Regions from separate parts of the Homo sapiens genome. Here region 2 is linked to region 1. A link is a loop called in an ENCODE intact Hi-C map of the cell type or tissue named here. Cell type or tissue: Calu3. All regions are shown on one strand. Each heading gives the region's core, and the rest is flanking DNA. Links, peaks and the distances in the headings are about the cores only. Region 1 has its middle 51 kb from the start of SPSB4. Region 2 overlaps PXYLP1 (2-phosphoxylose phosphatase 1).

Evidence for each region. Peaks named below come from ENCODE experiments on the same cell type or tissue, not always from the same donor. Only the 100,000 strongest peaks of a DNase experiment are listed, where the experiment ranks them.
Region 2: a loop joins it to region 1, with 8 times the contacts of the local background. A loop is called at or near these places in 6 of 110 quality-filtered maps.

The regions. Positions count from the first base shown.
Region 1 is chr3:140,996,656-141,004,995 of GRCh38, reverse strand. No RefSeq gene overlaps it. Among named protein-coding and RNA genes, the nearest start is that of SPSB4, 51 kb to the left of the region's middle. RefSeq lists a silencer at 4,687-4,866. In Calu3, for the core only: a CTCF peak has its summit at 4,818 (motif pointing left); a DNase peak (open chromatin) is centred at 4,755.
Region 2 is chr3:141,274,256-141,282,595 of GRCh38, reverse strand. PXYLP1 (2-phosphoxylose phosphatase 1) reads right to left here. Exons shown (of 6, transcript NM_001037172.3): 3 at 4,096-4,254; 4 at 3,092-3,218. Among named protein-coding and RNA genes, the nearest start is that of PXYLP1, 47 kb to the right of the region's middle. In Calu3, for the core only: a CTCF peak has its summit at 3,134 (motif pointing right); a DNase peak (open chromatin) is centred at 3,149.

The sequences.
Region 1 (8,340 bases), core at 129-8,128:
GCATACATGTATCAAAATATTACTCTGTACTCCACAAACATGTACAATTATTATGTGTCAAATAATAAATAAATAAAAATGGAAGAAATGAAGGATATATGGAAATTAAGTGCAATACACTAGAAGCTTTTTGTGGGTTTAAATGTTTTTCACAAAATAAAAAGTCTAACTTAAAAAAGCCTTACAATAATGCTGGATATTTCAAGCAACCACAATCCCTTATCTAAAATTCTAAAGGTCAAAAGCTCTGAAAACTGAGTTTTTAAAATAACTTCTTTGGCAACAAAGCCCCACCTGAACTGCCATAAGGCTCTTTATGGCCTCGATTTACTCCCTTGCTATGACTACGCATATGCTTTGCTGCAGAAGTATCAATGTCCCATCATTCAGTCAGCACAGTTTCACTGACAGTGGTTTATGTGCCCGGCTCTGGGCCTGGTACCAGGGAGGCAGGGCCCTACTCTTCAAGAGCCCAGAGTGGAAGGGAGCGAATACCCAAGCTACCATGAGATCAGCAGAACCCAGCACAGGCCTGAGGGTGGGGGAAGATGAGGAGCAGGGGCAGAGAAGGCTTTCTGGGAGATGGGATGCTTGTTCACCAGATGAGTGGAGAAGGTAAGTGAGGACACTTTAGGTGGAGTGCAGCATGGAAAAGTGCTTGGAGGCTTAACAGCCTTACTTATTTGGGAAACTTAAATCAATTGTCTGATAGGAAAGACAGGGGAGGAAGGAAGAGAAAACAGGGCCAGGTCACGGAACTGAGCCTCTTAGCATGGGGTTACCTGCTTTTTTGATCCTGAAGTTCCCAGAGAGCTACTGAGGAGGTTTTGTTGCTACGGAAGATTTAATACAGAAACACACACACACACACACACACACACACACACACACACACACACACACAGATAGATATGAGGTAGGCAGCTTCTAAAAGGGCTCTCAGTAATTCCTGCCTCCTGGAATACTCTTGGGTAATTCCATCCCCTTGAGTGTGGGCTGGCCCTAGTAACTTGTTTGTAATGAATAGAATACGGCAAAAGCAACAGGTTGTCATTCTGAGATTAGGTTATAAAAGACTCTGGCTTCTTTCTGGCCTGCCTCTTGCTCCATCGCTCACCCACTCTAATAAAGCCAGTGCCATGGCACAAAACTGAGTGTGGGCTTTGGCCAAAAGCTATCAAGGATCTGAGAATTCAGTCCAACAGCTCACGAGGAACTGAATCCTGCCAACAATCACGTGAGGGCACCTAGAAGTGGTTTCTTTCCAGTAGAGTCTTGAGTTGCCTGCAGCCCCAGGTGACACCTTGCAACCTGTAAGAGTCTCTTTCGGAGATGGAAAACCCAGATTCGTGATCCATAGAAACTATGAGATGATAAATACCTGTTGCTTTAAGTTACTGAGTATCAGAGTAATTTGTTATGCAGTGATAGGAAAAATATTTTCTTCTGACAAAGGTAACCATCATCTAGAATTTTGTGTTTATTATTCCCTTGGTTTTCTTTATCATTTTGACATGGATATATGTTTGCCTAAACATATTTTGTTGCGTTTTGCCAGATTTTATACTTAACTTCAACAGAATCATGCTATCGGTATACTTCTGTGACTTGTTTTTCTTATTCAAAATTAAGTTCCTGAGACTGAGCCACATTGATGATATAGTTCGTTATGTGACGTGTTTCCGCATACTCCTGTCCATGGACTCGCAGAATGCTTTCAGTGTTTTGCTATTGCCACCAGGCTGCTATGAACATGCTGTGTGACTCCTAGAACACAGGAGTCAGGATTTATCTGGGGAATTATAGGCCTAGGAGTGAAAGTGCCAGTTTATATGTTATAAGTATTTTCAACTTTAGAATATAGTACAAATTTTTTCCCAAAATGCTGATACCACTTAACACTCCCAAGTAGAGTACATAAACATTTCTTTGTTCATATCCATTTGATATTGTCTGATTTATTACATTTTGCCTTTTTGATAGTTGCAACATGACATCTCATTATGATTTTAATTTGCAGTTTCCTAATTATCATACTATTAACATGACCATTTTTAACATGTTTATTACATATCAGGTTTTATTCTCCTGTGAAATACTTATGACTTTTGGCCAGGTTTTTACTGGAGTGTCTTTAACTGATTGATTCATAGATATTCTTTATATATTCTATTTCTATCCCTCATCAGTCATCTGTGTGGAAAATATATTTTTCCAGTTTTTGAATTATCTTTTCATTCTTTTTGGAGTACTTTGAGAAAAAAAAGTTTTGAAGTTTAACATAGGCTCACTTATCAATCATTTTTAATATCTTTTTAAAGCACTTTGAATATCTTGCTTAAGAAAACCCTTTCTCTCACTCATTTGTAGACTTTCTCCTATATTTTCTTCTTCTTACAGTTGTAAAAGTTTAGCTTCTCACATTTAAGTCTAATTCATCCGAAATGGCTTCTTTTAGTATAGCATGAGGTATCCACCAATTGGATATGAATATTTAATTCTATATTTTTTCATATGGATAACTTTGAAACAGCACCATTTTGTTGGATGGTCGATCCATCTCTCACTGATTTGCAATGTTGTCTCTGACATGGTCACGTTTCTTCATAGGTGTGTCTCTGTTTCTAGGCTCTGTCTTCTGTTTCATTATTCTAGTTTATATCCCTGTACCCAAACCATACTGTCTTAGTTACTCTAACTTTATAATAATAATGTTACTGTATCCTATTCTTCTTCTTTGGAAGCATCTAGGCTATGCTGGTTCTTTGTTCTACCATGTACATTTTGGAATTATTTTAACAAATTCTAAGAAAAAAGCTATTGAGCTTCAATTTTGTAGAACCAATAGGTCTATTAGACACAATTGGCATCATTATAATACCAAGGTTTTCTAACCATAACAATTCCTATCCATTTATTTGGGACTTCTTCAAAAGTTTTCCAAAAGAGTTATAATTTTTTCCACATTTTCTTCCTATATTTTCTGAGCTTTATGTTCAGCTATATGATTTTTCATGGTTGCTTTTATAAAAAAGGCATTATTTAAAATTTATATTTTGTTTCTTGCCTACTATAAAATACAGTGTTTTCTATATATCCTGCAATGTTGTTAAACATATATTAATTCTAATAATTTACCTATGGATTATTTTCTGTTTTCCATATTGATGATCATAACAGCTTCATTTCTTCCTTCTTAATTGTTTCTGGCTAGGACCCTAATTATGATATTGAATAAAAGTGATAAAAGCAGACGTTCTTGATTTGTTCTTGATTTTGAAGAAACTACTATAATATGTCACTTTAAGTATGATGTTTTCTATAGGTTTATTGAAGATATTTTCTATCTGGTTAAATAATTCCCCTTCCATTTCTAGTTTGCAAAGAGTTTTATCTCGAATGAATATAACATTTCACTAAATGCTTTTTCCACACCTGTGAGAATCATGTGGTTTTTCTTCACTAATCTGCTGATGTGAAAAATTTACACTGATAATTTTTTAAATGTTAACTAACCTTGTATTACTGGGATTAACCCAATTTAATTATAAATTTATTATATTTTTAAAAATGCCATCAATAAATTCCTTTTGCTTTGAGCCTATCAAGTTCATGAATGAGATTGGCCTGCAATTTTTCATACTGCCTTCTTGTTCCTGCTTTTGCAATCAAGATATAATAATCAAAAAATGATTAAAGAGTGTACCATTATTTTCTGTTTTCTGGAAAAATATACGTACATTTGCAATGATCTGTTCCATAAGTGGTTGATGAAACTTGATGGTTAAAATCTAGGATTTCTGGGTGTGCTATGAGAAAATTTTAAACCACAGATTAAATTTCTCTTCATAAGCCAGTACTAATTAATTTGGCAAGTGATTCTCATGAACTTGTTAATTTCATCTAAATTTAAAAAATGCTTAGTATAATATTTTGATAATCAACACAGTTAAGATGAGTTACATTTTTTTGAAACAGAAATAAAAAATCTAGTGGCTTCAGCTGGTTTCATTTTTGTTGTATAATGGTAAGATCAAAGGTTGGTTGTCTAGAGTGGTACCGTTGCTCCACATTGCTATCTGGGATGATTTCTTTGTCTTGCTGCTTAGTCATGTCCTGTGTGCTTGTGACTACCTTGTCACAGGTTGCTTGGCCTCAAGCATGATGACAGCATTCCAGGCAAGAGGGAGTAAAAAGGTAAAGGGAGTGAGATATGGTCCAAGTAGAGATAGACATCTAGCGCAAGGTTTCTATTTTATAGCTGAAACTGCAAAGGCAAATGCACTAAGTGGTAGAACATATCAAGCATTTGAAAAATCAGGGGAAACTAGTATATAGAGATATAAGCTCTATCACAGCTCTAGAAAAAAATTAACAAATGGCTGAGTGATTAGCAGGTCATTGAAAGCCAAGTGTGAAAGCCAGGGGGGCTTCTTTAGCAGCACACAAAGAAGGGCTCATCTCTGCAGTGGGAGGGCAAGGAGACTAAGGACCAAGCCTAGGATCTAATCATCAGAGCAGACCAGCTCCAAAGATTGAATTCCCAACCAAAGTAGGTCTGCTATGCCCAGGCCAGAGCTCTGATTGGGAAAGAATGGGGCACATGTGACAGAGTCATCTGAGTTGATGCTTCTGAAAATCTTAAATGCCTACTCTAGTGCTGACAAGTGGCACAATAACAAAGTCACCACAGTGGCAGAGATGAAGGCTCTGCCTGGGCCCAGCAGCATGGGCTTCCACCCGTAGAGGCTGATCGAGCTATTGCTGCCACCAAGTGGCCAACCTTCCAGCAACAGAGACCAATGCTAAGCCCCAGACATGACACCATTCCTTGAGGGGACCAGGCAGCCAGGAAGTGGGAAGTTGACTATATCTGTCCTTTTGCATTAAGGAAGGGCCAGAAATGTGTTTGGACAGAAATGGACACATATTTTACATATGGGTTTGCCTTTCCTGACAGCACCTCCATCTGAGAACTTACAGAAAATATGACCCATTTGCACATCACATCAGACCAGGGGGCCCACTTTCCAGGGAAGGAGGTATAGGAGCAGGCCTGTGATCACAAGATCTACTGGTTATATCACACTTACCACCCAAAAGCTTCTGACCTCATAGGCTTGCAATGGCCTGCTGAAGGCACAGCTGAAGTTCCAGTTCACAGGTGACACTGAATCAAGATGGGACACTATCCTCCAGGATGTTGTATACAAACTGAAAACTATTAGGTGGATCTGCATCCCCAAAAAGAGGAATGCATGCATCCAAAGGGGTGATTCCACCTATCACCTCTAGCTGGTGAGTTTCATCTTCTTGCAACTCTGGGCTCTGCAAACTTAGAGGTCTGGGTCCCCAAAGAGAGGAACACTTATGCCAAGAACCCACTTGAACCATAAGCTGCATCTGCCACCTAGGCATGTCAAGTTCTTCATGGCCAGCAGGCAAGAAGAGGGGTCTTCATTTTATCAAGGAGAATTGGCCCTCATCATTAGGAGAAACTTATGGTTTTCTGCTGCACAATGAGGGTAGGGAGGAATAAAGGGGAACCAGAAGATCCACTTGGATCCCTCCTGGTATTCGCTTTCCCAGTTTTGATGGTAGCTGGGCAAGTGCAGCAGATCTGTCCTGAGAAAGGTATGGTGACCAGACATTGAGACACTGCAGAGATGAGTGTCTGCATTGTGTCATCATTTGAACCACTAAGACCAGCATAAGCGTGACCTGAGAGTGGGGGAAATCTAGAATAAACTGGGGAAGAGGGAAGCAATGAGTATACTTGTAGCTTCAAGATCAGCTGCAATTTTCCTCTTAAGTTTCCTTCAGCAAGAGCATCCCACTGGAATTCCCGTTGATAGTGTTGTTCAAATCTTCCGCAATACACTGGAGAGGTGGATCTGGACTATAGTGGACAAGGAATGGCATCACATAGATCACCATTTCAAGAAATCTATTCTTTTCCTCTAAGTTGTTGCATTTATTGGCATAAAGATCTTCACATTTGCTTATTATCTTATTATTTCAGTATTTGTAGCATTGGTAGTATTTGTCTCTGTTTTATTTATGATATTGCTAACTTGTGTCTTAGTCTTTTTTTTTTTTTTTTGAGGCAGGGTCTCACTCTGTCACCCAGGCTGGAGTACAGTGGTGCATTCACTGCAGCCTCAACTTTCTTGGACTCAAGTGATCCCTCTACCTCAGCTTCCCAAGTAGCTGGGACTACAGGCACATGCCACCATGCCCAGCTAGCTTTTAAATTTTTTGATGGAGATGAGGTCTCACTATATTGCTCAGGATGGTCTCGAACTCCTGGGCTCAAGTGATCCTCCTGCCTTGGCCCCCAAAGTGTTGGCATTACAGTCTTGAGCCACCACGCCCAGCCTGTCTTATTCTTTTTATCAGTCTAGCCAGGGTTGTATCAACTTTATTAATCTTTCAAAAAACCAGCTTTTAGTTCATGAATGTTTTACACTTTTTATTTTATTGATTTCTTTATTATTATCTTTATTATTTCCTTTTTTCTATTTAGGGATAAATTAGCTCTTCTTTTTCTAGTTTTTTAAGGTGGGAGCTTAGATCTTTTATTTTATACTTTTCTATTTTTACCATTAAAGCCATTTATTTCCCTTTAAAGCACATCTTTAAATGCATCCCACAAATTTTGATATGGTGTTTTCGTGATCATTCAGCTCAAAGTATTTTCTAAAGAATCTTATGATTTCTTCTTTGACCCATGGATTATTTAGAAGTATGCTGTTTAACTTCAGAATATTAGGAGGGATATTTCAGGTATTTTTCTGTAATTAATTTCTGATTTTATTCTACTTTAAATAATACTCTGTATTATTTAAATCCTTTTACATTTATTGAGACTTCTTTTATGACCCAGTATATAGTCTATGTTGGTGAATGAACCGTATGCATTGAAAAGAAAATTTTTTGCTTTATTGGATGGAGTATTCTATAAATGCCAATTAGATCAAGTTGGTTGATAGTATTGTTCAAATCTTGTATATCTTTACTGACTTTTTGTCTATTTGTTCTACCACTTATTAAGACAGGAGTGTTGATGTTTCCAACAATAGTTATGGATTTGTCTATTTTTACTTTCAGTTGTAAGCTTTTGCTTGGAGTATGTCTGCTTTATGTGATGTTAATATAGCCACTTAGCTTCTTGTGCTTAGTGTTTGCATGGTATATCTCTTTTCATCCTTTTATTTACTTCTAATCTCTCTGTGTATCTGTATTTAAAATGGGTGCATCTGCATGTTCTCACTTATAAGTGGGAGCTGAATGATGAGAACACATGGACACATGGCGGGGAACAACACACACTGGGGCCTGTTGGAGGGGCAGGGAGACAGAGCATCAGGAAGAATAGCTAATGAATGCTGGGCTTAATAGCTTAATACTTAGGTGATGGGTTGATTTGTGCAGCAAACCACCATGGCACATGTTTACCTATGCAACAAACCTGCACACCCTGCACATGTATCCCTGAACTTAAAATAAAAGTTAGGCTGGGCGCGGTGGCTCACACCTGTAATCCCAGCACTTTGGGAGGCCAAGGAGGGCGGATCACAAGGTCAGGAGATCAAGACCATCCTGGCTCACACAGTGAAACCCCGTCTCTACTAAAAATACAAAAAAATTAGCCAGGCATGGTGACCGGCGCCTGTAGTCCCAGCTACTTGGGAGGCTGAGGCAGGAGAATGGCGTGAACCCGGGAGGTGGAGCTTGCAGTGAGCGGAGATTGTGCCACTGCACTCCAGCCTGGGCGACAGAGTGAGATTCCGTCTCAATAAATAAATAAATAAATAAATAAATAAATATCGAAGAAAATAAATAAATAAATAAAATGGGTGCTCAATGTAACCAAACTGAAGAGGGCAGAGAAGAAAGAACAATTCTAAGTAACTTTGGAAAACAGTGTTTTGACTATAAAGTGTACAATATTGTACTCTACTTTGTAAATTTGTTTTTCAGAGGAGTGAAATTTACAATTTTTAAATGGCCTTATGTGTATTCTAGGACTCACCATGAACAATGAGAACCAGGTTTCTCACTGTCAGAGAAAGAAGTTACAAATAAAGGAAAGGAGACTGTTAGAATGAACACTGTGGTGCTGGTTTGGAATAGAATGTATTAGTATGAACTCATGGTACTAGATATACAGTTATATACAAATAGATATACAGCTATAGATACAGATATATACATGTATGTGTATATACTGGTTCTATTGCTGAGATGGCCTAGAAGCCATGATACCCCATGAACAATGATTACACCCAGTGCTTAGATATTGTTTCTAAACAGCATCCTCCAATGAAAGCAACTAGT
Region 2 (8,340 bases), core at 133-8,132, 280 kb before region 1:
GAACAAAAACAAATAAAAATCTCTGCCCTTAGGGAGGTTATATTCTAGCCTGGGGAAGCAGACAATACACAATGAACACTCTGTGTGTGTGTGTGTGTGTGTGTGTGTGTGTTTGTCTGGGTTAGAAAGTAACAGATGCTGTGGCAAAGAGAAGAGCAGGCTAAGGGGGCTGTGGGAGACCAGGGTGGAAGGAGGAGCACCTTGTCATTTTAACTGGAGTGTTCTGAGTAGGTTTTATTGAGAAGGTGACATTTGAGCAAAGACTTAAAGGAGGTAAGAGGACTGGCCATAAAGCTTTCTGTGGGAAGAGCCTTCTAGAGACAGAAACCAGTTTGTGCAAAGGCCCTGAGGCAGCATACAGTGCCTGAATGTGGAAGGAAGAGCTAGGAGCATTGTGGCTGAAGCGCAGTGAGTGAGCACGAGGAGAGTGGAGGGCAAGGTCAGGCGGGTTAGGGGTGGAGGAAGGGCACTCAGGCCTTGTGGGGCACTTTAAGGATGTGGATTCTGATTCTGAGTGAAGTCTCTCCTCTGGATCACTACCCTAATAATAACACCACTAGCTGCCACCAGCTTCCAATCCATCTTCCACACTATGGCTGTCAGAGACCTTCATCTTTTCATCCCTTTCACTGCCCGGCTCTCTCACTGCCTTCATGCCTGGACATACTCCCTTGCTGGGTATCGAAGCCTCAGATAACCTAGTTCCTACCCAGTTTTCCACTCCACGCTTGAGCCTGTGAAACTAACTTTCTGCTCAAGCCTGTGAAACTAACTTTGAGGGCCCCAATGTGCCAAGCTGTCCACCACCTCACACTGCATGGGTTGGTCTCACCACCCAAGGGGCCATTCAGCACCAGCTTCTGCCTGACTTGCTCCTGCACACCTTTCTGGTCCCTTTCTCTGTGTGGCCTTCCCTGATCTGCCACCCCATGTCCCCTCCCTGCCCCAGGTGGGGTCAGGCTGCCCCTCTTCTGGCTCATGCCCCCAAATATGGCACCCAAACTACTTCCATTTCTACTTCTTGCTCTTCTTCCATTTCTTCCTCTTCTTTCTCTAATGCTGCCACCACTGCTGCCACCTGTGCCAGCTATTCACTGAGGGCTGCCGTGTCCTGGGCACCGGGCCTGTCTCTGTAAATGTGCTGAGCTCCCTGAGGGCAGAGGCAGCCCCAACAAGCGGCCTTTCTTCTTCGACTCCTCAGAAGCCTACTCCCTCCATCACTGCTCCAGCCCAGCCATACCCTGGTCTTATTGTGGCTCACACCTGCCCAGTTCTTTCAGCCTCGGGCCCCCTGCACTTGCTGCTTACTCCATAGGGAACGCTCTGTCCCCGGACCATCACAGGGCTGGCCCCTTCACTTCATGTAGGTGCCTGCTTGTGTACTGCCTTCTGGTACCTGGCACATGATAGAAGCATAAAACTAAAATTTGTGCAATAAATGCTGATCAAAGTGGATGTTTTCTCCTCCTTGGATGTAGAAAAGCATATTTAATTCATATTTATGAATGCAAAAAAGCATTTACTAAATATGGCATATAAATAACTAATAACCTTAATGCTGGCTAAATGTAATACTATGAGGGTTAAAATAGCACCTTCCTTATAAAGCACATGGCATTCACAAAGAGGCAGCTTCTACTACAAAGGCTTTGAGAGTCACAGGGTGTGGCATCGTGGATGGAAACCCTGGGGCAACAAACTTGTGGACCGCCAGCTAGTGCTTGGTTCAGCTCACTGCACCCTGCCTGCTGGCCACAGTATTCCGTTTCACTAGACTAGAATAATGGGCATGCTCCAGGGCACACCACCTTTTAGGAGATCACAACATTAGTAATTTTTAAAGCTGAAGTAGCACCTGGGAAGACAGCAGGTATTGCTCGTGACCCAGATCCCACAGTCCTGGGGGAGTCAGCAGCCTAGAGAGGGTCCCCTTCACCGGGGTTCCTGCTCACTCTTACTCTTAAGTACCTGTTTATAATGATGAGTCAACTATTACTGTTTTTAAAGATTAAATTAATTAAATGACATTAAGTAACTATGCATACTCCACCCTCTTCACACAAAGGATTTAAAGTGGCTTCTAAAAATACAGAATGTTCAATAAAATAAAACTAGGCAAAGGAAAATGAGGGCAGAGGCAGCCAGGCCAACTGGTCCCTAGGAACTGAACCTCTCAAATGGGAGCGCCAAAAATGGCCCCATTAGAGGGTCCTGGCATCACTGTGACAGGGGCCCTGCAAGACGAGCTACAAAGTGTCACTTTTAAAGAACAGCCCTGGCTGTAGTGAGGTAATCCATGGCTCCACCAGGCTCGCCCTCCCGGGGCAGGCTGGCATCCCAGAAGCATTCCATCAAAATAACGTCTTCCCCACTGAGCACTTCATCTCCTGACCTCATTCACTAAACTCTGCTAGAATGTTATGTGCCTCCAGACACATTTGCTGAGGTCTAGCCCAATATTTTATTGCTAACTATGCCTCTAATTTTAGAGCCATGCCATTTCCATACAATTTCCACACTCTGTTCAATTATTTTTCATCCTAAGGGCTTTCAACCAAGAACAGGCTGCCTCTACTCCAGTGAAAAATTAGAAGGGTGAAATAATTCTTACATTTATATGGCTCTGCAATTGCTAACGTGCATTTGTCTGTGTCATCTCACTTACTCTTTGCCCCAACTTTGCATGGGGAGCCTTGTGATCCCCGTTTCAGAGGTAGGAGGCTGAGGCTCAGAGGACACTAAGGGGCTTGCCCGCTGCTCTGAATGGAGCAGGTGAGCTGGGGCGGAGGACTCTTAACTCAGTGCTCACTGTACTGTGTCCCAACTGTTTATTAAAGTGAAAAACATCAGGGTGGGAGGGTGAGCCTCAGACTGGCCTGGGCTCAGTATATCTGCTGTGTTGCTTCAAACAGGTGTCCCCGCCTCTGTGGGCCTCCATCTTTTCAACTGTATAATGGCACTCACATGTAGGACTGCTCTGAGCTCAGGCTCCTGCAAACAGTATGGTTCACCAAGTGTAGGTCCTGTCATTCTCTATCCTACAGGATATAACAGACACTTGAAAATGACTTTTAGAAAAAGTGCAATTTACCTGTTAGCCACCAGAGTGCAGTCAATTTCTGGTCGCTTTGTTTTGGGAATGACATACAGTGGGTACCTGTCTCCGTGGCGAATGAACACATGCACTGAGACCAGCTTAAAATGATGCGGGGCATGACCTGCGCGAGAGAAGCACATTGTCTGGTTATCACTCAATAGGTGTCAATCCTTTTAGAAGGGGGCCAAGGGGATGACCTGGCCACATTTGGGCTGGGAATCTGAGCCGGAGGCAGCAGGGGCCACCGTGGGTTTGCAGAGCCACCACAGTGAAGGGGCCCTGGCTGCCATTCTGGATGGGGGCCACTGAATAGTCTTACAAGGCGGGACAGAGGAACATGAGTAGGCTGATTATGTCCCAGACCTCCTGGAAACAACGGGAGGCTGGTGAAATGCGGGCATGACTACTAATGTGGCCTCACTCACATGCACAGACCAGGGAGAGAGCCACGGAAATACTAGAAACAATGATTTCTGCTTTAAATCTTTCATGAGACCAGAGAAGGCATAAAGAGATCAATAAGGATTCAACACTATGCTCTGATACACTTTTACAAAAGCAAAACTTGTAGAAATTGCCTCACTTCTATGGCAAGACGCCAGCAGGACATCCTGTGGACATCCTGAGTCCCAAGAGGCTACCCTGAAAAGCAGAGTGTCTCAATGTGCTGCACTAGTGCCTGCCAAGGCCACCTTTCTACCTTGCTGCTGTCTCACTAAAGATCATGATGATGGCAAACATTTGTGGTGGGTTGATCGTGAGCCACGTGGTATGTTCAGAGCAGTTACTGAAACCTCCCCAGTCCCAGGCATAAGTCCTGTGAGTTACTCCCATTTTATAGAGGAGAATGCAAGGACCCAGGAACTCATTCAAGGGCACAGCCTGGTGGCAACTGCAGGACTTGGGTCCTGGCCATCTTGCTCCTTACTGCTGTGCAATGCTGCTGGAATAACTAGTCCCCAAAGGGGTATCTGTCCTGGTGGCACAGTCAGGCCTACCTTCCATGCTGCGCTCGGCCACGCTGGGGATGTTGCAGTACAAAAGAGCTTCATAAACGGGGTCTGTCACAGGGGGCTCCGTCACAGGGTCGGGCATGATTCTCTTTCGACTCTTGCTACTCATTCCATTCTTAGGAGTCGACACCGGGATCAGGTGGACTGAAACGAAGTAAGGCAGGTTGTGACGCACAGTTCCTGGGGCGCCAGGCCAGCTGCAAGGCCCAGCGCAGGGCTGGATTTCACTTTGAGGAGCTATTCTTACACTGAGAATCAAGGTGCACTTCAGTGGAGCAGAAGTCAGCTTCCCATTCAAGAAGGGCTTCTGAGCCCCACTGTGTCCTGCCCCTTCGTCACTGCCACTACCCTCTCCTTATCATCTATTCAACACCAGGGGAGCCTCCCAAGCAAAGGGGCCTCTCTCAGGGCAGTTGGAGGAAGAACTCACACACTAACTTCTTAGGACCTGATTACCTCTTCCTAATGCCCTTTAATTCCAGTAACAACAAGAAGGAGGAAAACCATCATTCCTCATTGAAGACCTGCTAGGTGCCAGATGTGGGTGTCTGACATATCCCATTTATCATCATCTGCTTTATGCTTTGTGGGCCTTCAGAGTCGCTCATCTAACCCATGAGAGCACTTTACAGAAGAAAGCCAAGGACCAAGGCATGTGTGGTGGGTGAAAGCCTGTCTCACGCTTACTCCTTGACTTCAGGCCAGCTTCCCTGCCACTGTCTTCGGCGTGGCATGTGTGGGTCTTGCAATCTGTGTGCTTGTCCATCTACTACCCTCATTCCATTAGTGAGCTGACCCTTCACCACCACGTGTGGTCAGGCTGGACTGTCAATCACAGTGTCCCCACCCCCTGGCAGGGGTGGACATGTGACCAGAGTCAATAAGGGTAGTAATGGGGCAACTGGACTCCCTTTCCTCGAGACAGGTGATATACAGACTCTAGAAGAGGTGCTCTTTTTCTTTCGGATGCTAATCTGTAAGAATGGAAATGTGGGGCTGCCCAGCCATCTATCCCTCATGAACAGCTTCTGTCTCAGTGGTCCCTAATCTCTCCGTGCCTAGGGAATGTCTTTGTAGCATCATAGATCCTCTAGAACTCCCAACACAGTATAGTCATACTTTCAGCATCCGCCCTTTGAGGGAAACACATGAAAATAAGTGTGCTCACAGATCTTTTTAACTTCTAAAAGATTTATTAATCACCATAATATCTACACATGCGCACGAACAATAGCTAAAACAGGGACCAACCACCAGCCTAAATCAATGTAAATTCCCTAATTACTTCTACAAATTCTTCTACATAAATATTTAAAACTTCCCTTTGGCAAACAGATGCCATAAACAAAGATAAAAGGCAACACACTGAGAGAAAAATATTTGCAACTAACCTAACAGACAAATGATTAATATCCAAAGTCCATAAGAGACCCTACACCTGAAAAATCATTAAAGGATATGAACAGGCTAATCGCAGAAAAATAAATACCAATGGCCAATAAACACATGAAGAGATGCTTAAGTTTGTTCATAATTAGATACAGATAAAACAACAGTGTGATACTGTTTTTCATAATTGTTTATTCATAATTAAAGAAATATAAATCAAACAGTGGACTATATTAATAATTTTTCCTCATCAAACTGGAAAATCATGTTTTAATGATAACACTCAATATTGGGAAGGGTGTGAGAAACCTGACGCTTCCAAACATCATGGGGAGGGTGGAAACCGGCACCTCTCGGGAGTGTTTGGCAGTAGCCATCAAAATGGTATATGTGCACTACCCCCGATCTCGTTATTCTACGTCTTGGAATCCATTCTGTATCTATAAAGATAGCGATGCCCACGCACAAAAATGTGTGGCCAAAGAGATTCCCTGCAGTGCTGTTTGTAATAACAAAAAAGGGAAATAACCTAAATATCCATCTCTAGCAGAACAGAACGTTATGTCCCTACTGTGGAATGTTCTATCCCAGTTAAAAAGAAGGGAAAAGAATCAAAGATAAATTAAGTGAAGTGAATACACCAAGTCACTGTATACTGATATAATCCTCTTTGTGTAAAGAAAAAAAACAAACCATAAATGCATAAATATACAGGGATTTGTTTATTACGTAAATGCATAGAAAAAATGTCTAGAAGGTTATCCATCATAACACAGCAGTGGTTTTCCTCTGGGAAAGGATGGAATGGGGTGTGAAAAAGTATTTTTACTTGTTTGTATATTCGCACACACATATACGTACAGTCATGAGTTGCGTAACAATGGGGAGGCACTGAGAGATGGCCCTTAGGCAATTTTGTCATAGTGTAAACATCATAGAGTGCACTTACACAAACCTAGATGGTAGAGCTTTCTACACACCTAGGCTATTTGGTCAGCCTGCCGCTCCTAGGCTACAAACCTGAACTGCATGTTACCGCACTGAATGTTGTAAGCAGTTGTAACACAATGGTAAGTACTTGTGTATCTAAACATATCTCGACTTAGAAAGAATACAGTAAAAATATGGTATTATAATATGGCACCACTGTCATATATGTGTTCTGTCGTTGATGGAAGTCATTATGTGGTACATGACTGCATATGTATTTATAGTAAGCACATATTAATGTATTCTATATGTATAGAAATATATATTTCTGTATTTCTATGCTGTCTAGGTAAGCATTTTTTTTTTTTTTACAGTGAACGTATTTCCCTTCATTACTTGTGTTACCAAAACAACAATCACAGAGATACAGAACTGGTGATTCACCCACCCAACATTAGCCCTTTGGTTGCTCCTAGGGCCACTTTCTTTCCAGTAGTTGGAAGGTGCTAGGATGGCTAACACAGCCCAGGTGTTCAGAGGGAATTCACTACAGGGGGATTAGCACAAGAGCACGGAAATATAGAAAAGTGCTAAGGCAGTCTCTTAGTGACCTGGCCCTTCTGGCTGGCTCAGTCCTTGATTCTGCTCTTTTGTGAAATCTACCAAGTCCTGGCCCCTTGGCCATGCCTGTGGGCACACTCCCTTGGAGTCTGGGCCAGGGACAGAAGCAGCTAAGGAGACAGGATAATATGAGTGACACAGAAATGGAGGGGCACAGGTGAGGACAGTGGGTGTCCTAGAGTGCCCACAGTTTGCTAGTTCATCTATAAGCACCCGGGGTGAGGCCTGTTGTGGCTGCCATTTGGGAACCATGGTGGTTGGGTGCAAATGACCCACCCATGACCCAAGGAAGCAGTGGTTTGAAAACCACAGATAAAGATCAGAATGAGACCTTCTCTCCAGAAAGATTTTATCTGCTGCTTCCTCTGGTATCTGGGCCTGTCAACTGTGTCTACTAGTTCAGAGTGTGAGATCACCCTGTACTATTTGTACCTCCCTGAGTCACCAGGACATAGCATCAGTTCACAAGGGGCCTTCCCAATACCAGGCATTCAAAACAGGTCCTGACACATAGAAGCTGTGAGGAGAAGTCTCCCCAGCTCCATCTTGACCCCAATCCCAACTTGGTTCTCACTGTTCTGAGCTGCTCTGAGCCATCCCACCCCACAGGATGTTTCTCGCCTATGCTCCACCGTTTGCTGGCAACTCTACTCTCACCCTCTGCTCCCGAAATCTGACCAACACTGTAACTGATCCTAGGGTCACCTCCTCCAGGAAGCCCGCCCTGAATCCCCAGTTCCCACATCCTCTTCTATGAGCCTACCCAGTTCCTGCTGCCGTCATGGCTCACAGCATAGTATATGCAAGCAGGGGTGTCCCAGTTTGTCACCCTGCCATCCCAAACATCCAGAGGGCTGGGAGTGTGCGTCTTTCACATTTATATCCCCCGCTGACTGACAGAGGATAGGTCTTCCAAAAATACCTGCTGAACTGGGGCAGACGCTGTGCTCCATGCTTTTGATGAAATATCTCATTGACTCCTCATGTGGAGCACTGAGGGTTGCCGAACCAGTCTGGGGTGAGGGGCATCCAAACAGGCTTCCCAGAGGAGACACCTAGCTGGGCCTGAAAAACTGATGAAGCTGGCTGTGTGGAGGGGAAGAGGAGAGGAGCAGAGGGGAGGCCGTGAAACACAGCCAAACATGGCAGATGGGGGTCAGCAAGCTGGCTCAGGATACGCCTTGGGTCCCGTAAGGCCTGGTCAGGTTGGCCTCACCAGGGTCGATGTGCAGGCCGGGCTCCAGGAGGAAGGCTGGGAAGGGGCCTGGAGGAGCAGACCCCGGGCTGCAG